Regions from separate parts of the Homo sapiens genome. Here region 2 is linked to region 1. Evidence: chromatin contacts called from ENCODE Hi-C or POLR2A ChIA-PET data. All regions are on one chromosome and are shown on one strand. Each heading gives the region's core, a stretch centred on a gene start or an enhancer-like site at or near the end of the contact. The rest is flanking DNA. Distances are from core to core; before and after follow the strand shown.

Region 1 (6,250 bases), core at 1,151-3,650:
TCCAGAGACATTTGTTTCTCTCATTTTTCTCCCCCTTTCTTATGGCCCTGCCCTCTTTTCTTTTTGTGTCTAAAACAGAACCCAGTGATTGGCCGCTTCTTCCACGTTGTGAGTTAATAGTGTGCAGGTTTTTCTAATTTGTAGAGAAATCCCACTGATAAAGCAGCTTCCTGAAATATCTTCTTTCCCCTCCATTGAGCTACATACATGGTGGCCATCAAGGGTGGTCTTTGGGTTCAGATAACTCAGTTAAGTTATATTTATGTTTCTGAGGAAATTTCCCTTACCTGTTTCTATCTTGAGAGAGAGAGAATTGGGGCCTGAAGGAAGGGCACGGCCCTGGGTGGGGGTGGGCCAGGGATGCTCAGGGAGTGAACAGCTCTGGGGGTGGGTGAAGGTGACATCTTGTGGAAGGGCCTTGCCATGGTCTGAATGTTTGTATTTCTCCAAAATTATTATTATTATTATTTTGAGTTAGTGTCACCCTGTCACCCAGGCTGGAGTACAGTGGCATGATCATGGCTCACTACAGCCTCAGATTCCTGGGTTTCAGTGATCCTCCTGTCTCAGCCTCCCAAGTAACTGGGATTACAGGCATGTGCCACCATGGCCAGGTAATTTTTCAACTTTTTTGTAGAGATGGGATCTCACTGTGTTGCCCAGGCTGGTCTCAAACTTTTGGCCTCAAATGATCCTCCTGCCTCAGCCTCCCAAAGCACTGGGATTATAAGGTGCCTGCACCTGGCCCCAAACTTCCTATGTTGAAATCCTAGCCCCCAATGTGATGGTATTGGGAGGTAAGACCTTTAGGAGGTGATTAGGTCATGAGGGTGGGCCCCTCATGAATGGAGTTAGTGCCCATATAAAAGAGGCCTAAGGGAGCTTGTTTGTCCCTTCCACCACATGAGGGCACAGCTACAAGGTCCCATCTATGAACCAGAAAGCAACACTCACCAGATGCAGAATATCCTTGCTCTTGGACTTCCCAGCCTCTAGAACCAGGAGAAATAGATTTCTATTGTTAATTAGCCATCCAGTCTGTGGTAGTTTGTTACAGCAGCCCAAATGGACTAAAGCCAGCTTGTTCCACTCTACTCCAGGGGTACCCCTGCCCTCCTTGGCTTAAAAGACCCCACTGTGGGCTGGATGAGAACACAGGATAAAGAGCAGGCGGGTAAATCCCAAACAGGAGCCCCATGTTGGAGAGAGACCAGAGCTTATGCCAAGTGGTGTATGTTACTTATTTTTTTTTTCCCCTGAGATGGAGTCTTGCTCTGTTGTCCATGCTGGAGTACAGTGGCATACTCTCGGCTCACTGCCACCTCCACCTCCCGGGTTCAAGTGATTCTTCTGTCTCAGCCTCCTGAGTAGCTGGGATTACGGGCACATGCCACCATACCTGGCTAATTTTTATATTTTTAGTAGAGATGGGGTTTCACCGTGTTGGCCAGGCAGGTCTCAAACTCCTGACCTCGTTACCCGCCCACCTCGGCCTCCCAGAGTGTTGAGATTACAGGCATGAGCCACTGCACCCGGCCCTGTGTGTTACGTAGAACTGCAATGGAAGCCTGAACTTTCAGCTTTTATTTCAAACCATATGATTGTGCTGCCATTTTAAAGATAACAGACATCTAAAAAATCAGACTAAATGGTTACCTCGGAGGATTGAATTTTCAAAGGTAACAGAAATGCTCAATATATTGTTCTGCGTGATTCATCAAAGCTGTGTATTTTATTGCATGCAAATTAAACCTCGATTTTTTTTTTTTTTTTTACAAAAGTAGCATCTAGCTTTTTTGAAAGCAGCTGTGTGTGTATGTTGAAGTGACAGATGTTATCAACACAGCATTCCTGTGTAAAGCTTATGTGACGACTCCAGTGTGCGACTGAACAGGGGCAGCAAACTGCAGCCCTTGCCTACAGCCTGAATTGTATGGTCTACAAGCTGAGATTGTTTCTTACATTTCTAAATGTCTGGAAAAACTCACGAGAAGCATATTTTGACACGTGAAAATCATGTGAAATTCAAATTTAATAAAGTTATATTGGAACACAGCCATGCCCATTCATCGGCCTCTTATCTGTGACTGCGTTCACAGCAGGTAGCGTCTTGTGGAAAGGCCTTGCTATGGTCTTTGTCCCTGCAGATGCTTTTGTGGCACAGCTGAGGAGTTGCAAAGCTTCACGTATGGACCGTCAGTCCTTTAGCAGAAAAAGTTTGCCAAGCCTGATCTAAAGGCTCATTTACCCCAATTACTTCTGATATGATATTTAGTGCTTCAGGGGATCTTCCAGGGTTCCCAGTTCTGGTTACACATTGGAATGACTTGAGGAGCTACTTAATGAGATTCCTGGGCCACTATGCCACACCAAATGGTACAGCCTCCCTGGAGGTGAGCCCAGGACTCTTTGCAACCAGTGCGACCAGCCAGGATGAGTCTGTTGTTAAGCCCAATTGCTTTGTTTTCCCAGTGAGAGGAGGTTCCTTGCTCAAGAGGTTAAAGTAGCCCGTGGCAAAACTCATGTTTCTTGCTACCTGTGGGGCAGTGGCTCTCAAAATTGAGTAGGCTCAATTGATGAGGACCTCCTGGAAGACCTGTGAAACCACTGAATTCTAGGTCTCAATCCAGAGCTTCTGATTCAGCAGGTGTTTTAGGAGCCTGCAAATGTGCATTTCTAACAAGTCCCCAGGTGCTGCTGATGCTGCTAGTCTAGAAGCCATACTTTGAAAATGGGTCTGCAGGGGTTGGCAGGCTATGTGTGGGGATTTGTTTTTTGAAATCCATGCTCTAAATAAAAGCATCTCATACACCGTCTTCCTCCCAAAGCATGTTCTTTAAAAATACAGGTGGTCACTTTCACAGCCTGAGTACCTTTTTCAACTGCTGCTGCCGTAAAGGAATCCTTATTGAGCAGTATTGTGTCAGAAACCATATGTAGTCTTGAGTGCTTAGTTTTAAATACTAACACCTGCCAGTGGCTTAGTCTGTAACCCAGTGTTGTTTTCTGGGTTGGCTTAAGGGAGAGCTGCTTTCAGGGACAGCAAAATGAGGACAAGCCTGTGTGTTGTGTGTTCATCAGAGCCCAGCACATTTCCAAGGAAGCTCTCCTCCTCGAAGTATTTCAGAAAGCGAGTTGATTGTGCATATACTAACCTAATTGACACATATAATGCCTATTTTTAACATGGAAGATCAGTTAAATCGTTAACTTATCATTTGCCATGATAGGCTGATACATATTGCTTGTTTTCTAAGCTCGATTCCTATTTAAATGCTTCTGTTGGAACTCCCAAAGTTTCCATAGATTTCTAATATGGTCTTTTATCCCATTGTCCATGCCACCTGGCATGAAGGAACCAGAAAGATGGCCAGAAGAAGGCTGAGGCAAGGGGAGGCCCTTGGGTGGAAACTTTTAAGAACCACTCACTCAGGGTCATGCATGACTGCAGCGTTGGACTCATCCCTAAATCATGCATGCTGGCACCTGCTTCCTTACCCTCGTCCCTGCCCCCATCAGATCCCGGAAGCTTGAGCAAGACTCTCTAAGACAAGAGGCCCCATCTGTAGACTCCACCTCCCTTCTTCCACTTACTTTGCTTGAATGATTCATTGATACCTTTAAAATACTCCAAGGAAAGAAACGGCTCGCTCTTTTTTTTTTTTTGAGACACAGTCTCACTCTGTCACCCAGGCTGGAGTGCAGTGGTGCGATCTCGGCTCACTGCAACCTCCGCCTCCCAGGTTCAAGCGATTCTCCTGCCTTGGCCTCCTGAGTAGCTGGGATTACAGGTGTACACCACCACGCCCAGCTAGTTTTTGTATTTTTAGTAGAGATGGGGTTTTGCCATGTTGGCCAGGCTGGTCTTGAATTCCTGGCCTCAAATGATGCAGCCTCCTGAAATGCTGGGATTACAGGCGTGAGCCACAGTGCCTGGTCTTGAACAGGTCTTTCTTTAGAATTTGCAAATATCTGTGTTGACACATTTTCCTGAACTTGTTAAAGATGAGACGGCTGCAGTACAAGCTGTGATGTGTCATACGATTGATTATTCTAATGAATTTTTAAGGGAAAAGAAATCCCCAGAGGGTTTCCTAGATGAAGACTTGAATGCAGGCGTGTGCAATCTCACAGAAAACAATACTGTTCCATTTGTAAATTCAGCTCGTGGCCTGTGTTAGAAGTTTCAAATGCAGTTGCTTCGTTTCAGACGTTAAAGTCCGTCGTTCATCTGGCTGCTGTTTGGATGTTACAGATGGTTCTGGGAATCATTTTGGGATAATTAATAATAGCGTAGGTCTTCCAGTGAGGGTAACAGGTAGCTAACCCTTGAGAATTCAGTGAGCATTTCAGTCTCCTGGAATGATCTGCTGTTCTAAAATGCATCCATCTCCCCGCCACGTCAGAGTTCACAGTGCCTTGTTCCAAGCATCTGCTTTTGCTCCTGCAAACAGAGCTAATGACAGATGTTAACTGGCTGAGCTGAGAGACAGTCACTCTTATGACAATGGGTTGGAGCATATGCTGTCCCGAGTTTCAGGAAGCTTTTGTAACAAAGGACTCAAAAGAGATCAGGCCTCCAGGGAATGTTGCCAACATGCCTTTGTAAAGGGCAAATCCTGTCCGATTAACCTAATTTCCTTCCCCGAGCAGTGATAAACCAGGGAGATTAAAATTTGCAGCTATTTCAACTTTAGCATTTATTTTTTTCTGATATAAGATGTATTTATAATTAACATCTGAAGATAGTTTATTTAAAACATGTATCTCGCTTTATTTTTTTTCCCTCCACCAAAAGGTCATAACTTGCCTTGGAAAGTAATACATGGGCCTCATGGATGTTTGGAGGTAGCACCAGCGAGTGTAGACTTCAGCATCCACTCCCTGAATTTTGGATGTTCCCTGTTCGGGACATTATCTGCAATGGTTAAGATGAAGTAAATACCATAGAGAAAAAATAATTCCTGCCATTTGAGGAAAGCCATACTCTTGAGTATTCATTATTGGCTCATTGCTATCTTTGATGGAGATTTTAAAATAGTTTGCAGATGTTACTTTTAGCTACAAGAGGAAAAGCAGCTAAAGCCACATTTTAGCACCTAGGATTTGATTCGTTAACAACTTGCATTAGCTTGAGTGATGGTCTGAAATACAAAGCAACAGTTTTTTTGGTTTTTTTTTTTGAGATGGAGTCTCACTGTTGTCGTCTGGGCTGAGTGCAATGGCGCAATCTCGGCTCACTGCAACCTCCGCCTCCCAGGTTCTGGCAGTTCTCCTGCCTCAGCCTCCCGAGTAGCTGAGATTACAGGTGCCCGCCACGCACGCCCGGCTAATTTTTGTATTTTTAGTAGAGATAGAGTTTCACCATGTTAGCCAGGCTGGTCTCGAACTCCTGACCTCAGGGAGTCTACCTGCCTCAGCCTTCCAAAGTGCTGGGATTACAGATGTGAGCCACCATGCCCGGCCAATAGTTTTGTTTTGTTTTGTTTTGTTTTAATTGAACAGTTTGATTGTGATATAATTCACCCACTTAAACTGCCAATTCAGTGGCTTTTAGTATAGTCACAGAATTGTGAAATTATCACTACAATAGATGTTGAAACATTTTCATTATTTAAAATAGAAACGCTGTAACCCTGAGCTGTCATTCCCAAGCTCTCCCTCCACCCTCACTCCTCCCCCAGCCTTGGGCAGCTGCTTTCTGTCTCTATAGCTCTGCCTGTTATGGACATTTCTTACAAATGGAATCAAACAATACGTGGTCCTTTGTGTCTGGCTTCTTTCACTTAGCATAATGTTTTCAGGGGTCACCCATGGTGCAGCATGTACCAGCACTTCACTCTTTTTTATTGCAGAGTAATAGTCCATTATATGAATATGCTACATTTTATTTAAAAGGAATAGTCTTTTAAACCTAAGAAGAAAAGAAAAAGATAAAACCTAGAAGAAATATAGCTAGCCATGTGTGACTAATTCTTACAGCATTAATATTGGGCCATGCATTTCATATTTCTAAAAGTAAGAGTGATATTATATATACTTAAGATCAGAAATATAGTTAAGAGCAGTGAGATAATTCTTACATGCTGTTAGAAAAAATCAGTTTAGATTGTCTGTCTTAGGACTATGTTTCCCATCCGAGTATTAACCAGGCCCAATACCCTGCTTAGCTTCACGAGATCAGACGAGATCACGAACCTTCAGGATAGTAAGGCCGTAGACTCTTAGGCACTATTTCTAGTTATAGTCT
Region 2 (6,250 bases), core at 2,674-5,173, 59 kb before region 1:
GTCACAATATAGAACTGTTCCATGACAGTCCCTTGGGCTCACCTTTGGTGGCACCCCAGCCTCCCTCCCTCTAACCCCCAGCACCTACTTCTTTTTTCTCCTTCTCTATAGTTTTGTTATTTGAGAGTATTGTATAAATGGAATCGATCAGTACATATTCTTTTGAGACGGACTTTCTTCACTCAGTGCCTTTGCCGCCCATCCATGTTGGTACACGTGCCGGTTTTGTTCCTTTTTTATTATTAAGTAATATTGCATTGTTCAGGAACACTTTTATTTATTTTGTTTATCTTATTTGCTTTTTTGAGATGGAGTCATGCTCTGTCACTCAGGCTGGAGTGCAGTGGCGCAATGTCGGTTCACTGCAGTCTCTGCCTCCCGGGTTCAAGTGATTCTCCTGCCTCAGACTCCCAAGCAGCTGGGTTTACAGGCATGTGCCACCAAGCCCAGCTAATTTTTTTTCTTTTTTGAGACTGAATGTCGCTCTGTTGCCAGGCTGGAGTGCAGTGGCACAATGTCAGCTTACCGCAGTCTCCGCCTCCTGGGTTCAAGTGATTCTCCTGCCTCAGCCTCCCGAGTAGCTGGGACTACAGGCATGTGTCACCATGTCCAGATAATTTTTGTATTTTTAGTAGAGACGGGGTTTCACCATGTTGGCCAGGATGGTCTTGATCTCTTGACCTCGTGATCCACCCACCTTAGCCACCCAAAGTGCTGGGATTACAGGTGTGAGCCACCACACCCGGCCTAATTTTTGTGTTTTTAGTAGAGATAGGGTTTCTCCATGTTGGCCAGGCTGGTCTCAAACTCCTGACCTCAGGTGATCCACCTGCCTTGGCCTCCCAAAGTGCTGAGATTACAGGCGTGAACCACTGCGCCCGGCCTGTGTGTTTATTTATTCCATTATTTAACTTGTGAAGGTTTATTGGACACTTACCATGGGCTAGGACTGTGCTGAGCTTTTTACATGTATTAATTCATTTAATCTGCTTGGTAGTCCTAAGTGATTGTATTGTTTACATCTTTATTTTATGTATGAGAACACAGAGTCTTAGAGAAGGGAGGTAGTCTGCTCAAGTTCACACAGCTGGGAAATGATAGAGCCAGGATAGGAGGCCAGAGAGCTCTAGCTCCATGAACTCATTTGGAGGGGAAGGCAGTTGTTCTGGTAGATTTTTGTTTATTTGTTTGTTTTGTTTTTGAGATGGAGTCTTGTTCCGTTGCCCAGGCTGGAGTGCAGTGGCATGATCTCTGCTCACTGCAACCTCCGTCTCCTGGGTTCAAGAGATTCTCATGCCTCAGCCTCCTGAATAGCTCGAATTACAGGCGCCTGCCACCACGACCAGCTAATTTTTGTGTTTTTAGTAGAGACAGGGTTTCACCATGTTGGCCAGTCTGGTCTTGAACTCCTGACCTCAAGTGATCCCGCCTGCCTTGGCCTCTCAAAGTGCTGGGATTACAGGTGTGAGCTATCACTCCTGGCCGTTCTGGTAGGCTTTTGAAGTCGGAAGAATAGAGACTGTGTGGAAATCTTCAGGAATGCATATTTGCTTCTCCATACAGAGCAGAACAGTCAGGTAATACAAGTCCAAAAGGAATTAGCTGATTTCTGCCAGTGACTGGAACAAGGAATAGAAATTTTCCTATAGCCAAGCAAAAGCAGAAACATAGACCTTCTGCTTCTTTTTGTGATGACAGCAACTGCACACTCATCCCGAGTGATTGGCGTAAGTAAGTGATCCCTGTTCCGAGTGAGGGCTCGAAAAATACTTTCAGTGGGCCAGGCGCGGTGGCTCACGCATGTAATCCCAGTACTTTGGGAGGCTGAGGCAGGCGGATCACCTGAGGTCGGGAGTTTGAGACCAGCCTGACCAACATGGAGAAACCCTGTCTCTACTTAAAATACAAAAATTAGCCAGGCGTGATGGTGCATGCCTGTGATCCCATATTCGGGAGGCTGAGGCAGGAGAATCGCTTGAACCCAGGAGGCGGAGTTTGCAGTGAGCTGAGATTGTGCCATTACATTCCAGTCTGGGCAACAAGAGCGAAACTCTGTCTCAAAAAAAAAAAAAAAAAAAGAAAAGAAAAATAGTTTCAGTGAAATTTTGTGTTTCCAGGGAGCATCCGTGTGGAATGCCAAGGCCACACTGAATTTCATCAGTTATTTTTTTGGAGTTTCGTCTATTTCTGGTAAACTCTAGCTTCCATGAAGCAATATTGAGGGAAAGTGTATTTGCTTTGGAATCCATATGCAGTTTGTAAATCTTGCTTGTAATCTGCTGAGCTGCTGAGCTGATGCTTCTATCTGCCTTGTAGATGGAAGTGACACGCAGCTGTCTAGTCACAGCTTTGGGCTTTTGGACTCTTCACATCTTCCTTACCCATTAAACTTGAAACTGTTTCTTTCAAGTTTAATGATAACAATTTTAAGAAACTATTTTGGAAATTGACTCTCCTAGTAGTGTGAGACTTTAAAAGGTAATGGATGGTTTACATTTAAACCAGCTTTTGAAGGCTGTGATTTAGTTAAGGTGGTGCTACTTGGCAGCTGCTAATATTTTTTATTCCTATGGAATACGTATTCTGTAGTTTAAAAAGAAAGTGGCTAGCATGGTTAGATCAGCAGAAATATTCTTTGTTGTAAAGTATGTAGCCTGGAAGTTATCAAGGGATGGATACATAGGTTAGAATTACTTTTTTTTTGGACCCAGGGTCTTGCTTTTTTGCCTAGGCCGGAGTGCAGTGATGCAATCACAGCTCACTATACCCCGGACCTCCTGGGCTCAAGAGATTCTCCCCCGTTCGGCCTTTTGAGTAGCTGGGACTACAGATGTGTGCCACCATGCCCATCTGATTTTTTCTTTTTTTTTTCCTTTTTTTTTTTGTAGAGATGGGTCTCCCTGTGTTGCCCTGGCTGGTCTTGAGCTTCTGGGTTCCAGTGATCCTCTCCTCCCCTCTCAGCCTCCCAAAGTGCTGGGAATACAGGCATGACCCACCATGTCCTGCTAGAGTTACTGGTTTGCATAGAATGGTAGTTCTCAACTGGAGGCACTTTTGCCTCACCGGGGATATTTAGAAGTATCAGGAGACATTTCTGGTTGTTAACACTGATGGGAGGTGACTACTGGTGTCTAGTGGGTAGAAGCTGAGGATGCTGCTAAACATCCTCAATTGCAGAGGGCAGCCCCCACAATGAAGATTGATCCAGTCTAATAGGTCAATAGTGTTAAGGGTAAGAAAACCTGATATAAAAGATTGACTTACAAGAATCTTCCCTCTTGTATTTTATTTTAATATGCTGCATTTTCTAAATAAAATCATTATTCCTAAAGTAATTTCCATAGTGTACTCTTCGGGGTGTGTGTGAATGATGCATTAATCTGATTTTTATTAATTTTAATACCGGCATTATATTTAGTACAACTTGGTTATATTAAATATCTAGATCTATAGTTATATGTTTGTTTTATTTATTCCAACATTGATTTCTGCAGCATTGGTTAATAGTTGGGATATTAAGCCATTTTTATTTCTAGGCCTTCTCAACTTTGAGTTTCCACTGATCCTAAGAAGCGAAGGAACAGACAATACGGACCTGATTTGTATATTTCTGAGATGAAAGAAAGATTGAAGGGGCTGACGTTAGCAATCTACACTATATTCTTTGGACCTCTTCGTGTCATCTAATTATTTTAGTTAATTACCAACATTTTTGTTACCAACCCTGATAATGCAAGAGGCAGCCTCTTTGAATGGGGTACGTGAACCTTTACCAGTGAATTCATATCTTTTTTCTTTTCCGTTTCTCCCAATTTTGATGAGTAAGTGTGTGGTTTTTCTTCTTAATTTTCATCAAGCCTATTGTTTTCTTGCCAGCCACAGTGATGAATCACTCTAAAAGCTTGGTGAGGGCAGTTGAATCAGCAGGCAAAACTTTTTTATTTGCTGAAAATAAATGGAAGGCTGCTTATAGGTTCACACCCTTGCTGCTCTCATCAAATCTTCAGGCAGGAGGGAAATGAAATTGGATCATCTTAAACTTCCTGGATTTAATCTGTGATTTAGGAGTGAGTTCTTTCCATGCTTCTCCTCTCCTCTTTTCCCTTCCTAGCAAGAGGAGAAAAAAAGCAAGTAATTTAATGTAATCTGATTTTTTTTTTTTTTTTTTTTTTTACTTCATGGCTTTTTGACATTGGAAGAGAAATGAGCCATCTTTCTAGAGGAGCTTTAGTGTCATGTGTGCTTTTCTTATTGATTGGGAATAACTTAAAAAGACTCCTCAGAACTCCGAATGGGATATTTAATTTGTTAGAACACGAGTCTGCACCACTATCTGTTGACGGTGAAATGAATTTACTAAGTGGATAATTTGCTGAGCATTAGCTGACCCTGACGTGGCGGAACGAAGGTCTCTGGAGATGGTTCATGGTGGAAATCTGGGCTTGATGGGTCGGTAATGAGACTTCAGCGATGACATCTTTACCAAGGCTGAGGCTTAACACTCGGGACCAAGCGATTCAACTGGTAAGCGACATGCTTTGAATATTTACTCACCAGCTCTGTTAATTCAGATTCAGGATAAGAAATGTATGGTGAGTGATTTTTTTTTTTTTTTTCTTTTTGACGTAGAGTCTCGCTCTGTCGCCCAGGCTGGAGTGCAGTGGCGCAATTTCAGCTCACTGCAACCTCTGCCTCCTGGGTTCAAGCAATTCTCGTGCCTCAGCCTCCTGAGTAGCTGGGACTACAGGTGCATGCCACCACACCCGGCTAATTTTTTATATTTTTATTGGAGACTGGGTTTTGCCATGTTGGCCAGGCTGGTCTCGAACTCCTGACCTTAGGTGATCCGCCCGCCTTGGCCTACCAAAGTGCTGGGATTGTAGGCGTGAGCCACTGCGCCCAGCCAATGGTGAGTGATTTCTTTGCATCAGAGATGACTGCTTGTTGAAGACCACTGTTGATGGAATTCAGCGTGCCTTCACCTCTGCCACTTGACCTCTGATTGGCCTGCCATTGCTGTGGTTGTACTGGTAGCTAGGAGGGTTCCCATCCCCTGCCATTACTGAGACCATGATGCTGTGGAGGGGGATGCGGAGGACACCAAGGAAGTACGACTGATTGACTGATGCACCTTGGAGGGTCCCTCAGATTTATCTATAAACCCTTAAAAATAACGATAATCATAGAGGACATCTGTGAGGAACTTATTTGGTGCCATTTGCTGTGCTGAGCCATTTATATACAGATATCCTGGATCTCATTGAATCCTCTGCATCTTAGGAACTGTTGTTAATCTCATGTAGAGATGAACTACCTATGGCTTGGAACCCAGTTGTGTTCCCTGGTGGGACTCTGACTTCAGAAAGTACTCTTTTTGTCTTGCACTATATACCTTAGTTCAGTGTAAAGGGCCTGGTTGTTGGATTTTATTTGTGTGATCAATATTATTTTGCAGTTGGCCATTAGCGATCATCTATTCTCACCTCTTCATTTTGTAGACAGAATCTTCACCCCAAGATGTAAGTCCCTTGCCCAGCTTTGAAGAGCTTGTTCATGAATCCAGAGCCTTTTTCTTTGCTGCTGGTGACTTTGGCATTTCTGGGAAATTTCCGTTTATTTAAGGTTATACTTTTAATCTTGTGATGTATGTATATTACAATATTAATTTCTAATCAGCTGCGAAAGTTCCACCCTTGCAAAGTCCCACAGCCAGATGGGATCCCAAGTTTCTTGGCTCCCCCAGAGCTTGTGTGTTCATTTCTTCTCTTACAAGTTGATGTCTCAAGAGCTTATCACTGCTCTCACGGCCAGGTGGCTTGCCGGTTCCAAGGACTGGCAGTGACCTTATAAAATATTTGGACTTTTTCTAGTGCGATACGATCCCATACTAGGCAGTGATTAAATCTCAAGGTTATTTTCATGTCTGGGGTACCCAGTGGAAGGCATGTTTTGTCTAGGACTCCCTTAAATGTAGGAAAGACATATCTGGGGCTAGAAAAATTAGTATTTACAAATAGGCAAAACAAAAGTAGTAGACTCAGCAGAAAGAACAGGTCTGCAGAATTAACAGTGGCATAGGTGGGCCACGTAGGTTCTGTCAGATATCACTGATCCCAGTGAGGTCATGGGGCATATTGATCTGTTCTGCTGACCGCTATCTGATACTGATAACGCATGTTAGGTTCTTATAAGAATGGGCTTGCAGGCTTCTTAGTGTATTCCAGCAGAAGCTCCTGAAGGTCCTTGGGAA

The links. A loop is a pair of places that touch in the nucleus more often than their neighbours do. ChIA-PET counts read pairs that join two places held with the same protein, here RNA polymerase II (POLR2A). Pooled maps may share reads with other maps.
Region 2: a loop to region 1 is called in a map of PC-3, with 2.2 times the contacts of the local background. The contact joins two enhancer-like sites. A Hi-C loop is called at or near these places in 4 of 168 maps with a recorded cell type or tissue (Caco-2, MCF 10A, PC-3 and 1 more) and 1 of 50 pooled maps. POLR2A ChIA-PET finds 5 or more read pairs at or near these places in 5 of 52 experiments (A673, BJ, MCF 10A and 2 more).

What each region holds. Positions count from the first base shown.
Region 1 is chr5:16,853,966-16,860,215 of GRCh38, reverse strand. All of the region lies in intron 2 of MYO10 (myosin X), which reads left to right. It also overlaps the pseudogene RNA5SP179. Among named protein-coding and RNA genes, the nearest start is that of MYO10, 79 kb to the left of the region's middle. Within about 2 kb of position 2,400, at least 4 of the 41 ENCODE cell types and tissues checked have a DNase peak (open chromatin) inside an H3K27ac peak, as active enhancers do; they include A673 and PC-3, where a contact is called at or near this core.
Region 2 is chr5:16,914,329-16,920,578 of GRCh38, reverse strand. All of the region lies in intron 1 of MYO10 (myosin X), which reads left to right. Among named protein-coding and RNA genes, the nearest start is that of MYO10, 19 kb to the left of the region's middle. Within about 2 kb of position 3,923, at least 6 of the 41 ENCODE cell types and tissues checked have a DNase peak (open chromatin) inside an H3K27ac peak, as active enhancers do; they include A673 and PC-3, where a contact is called at or near this core.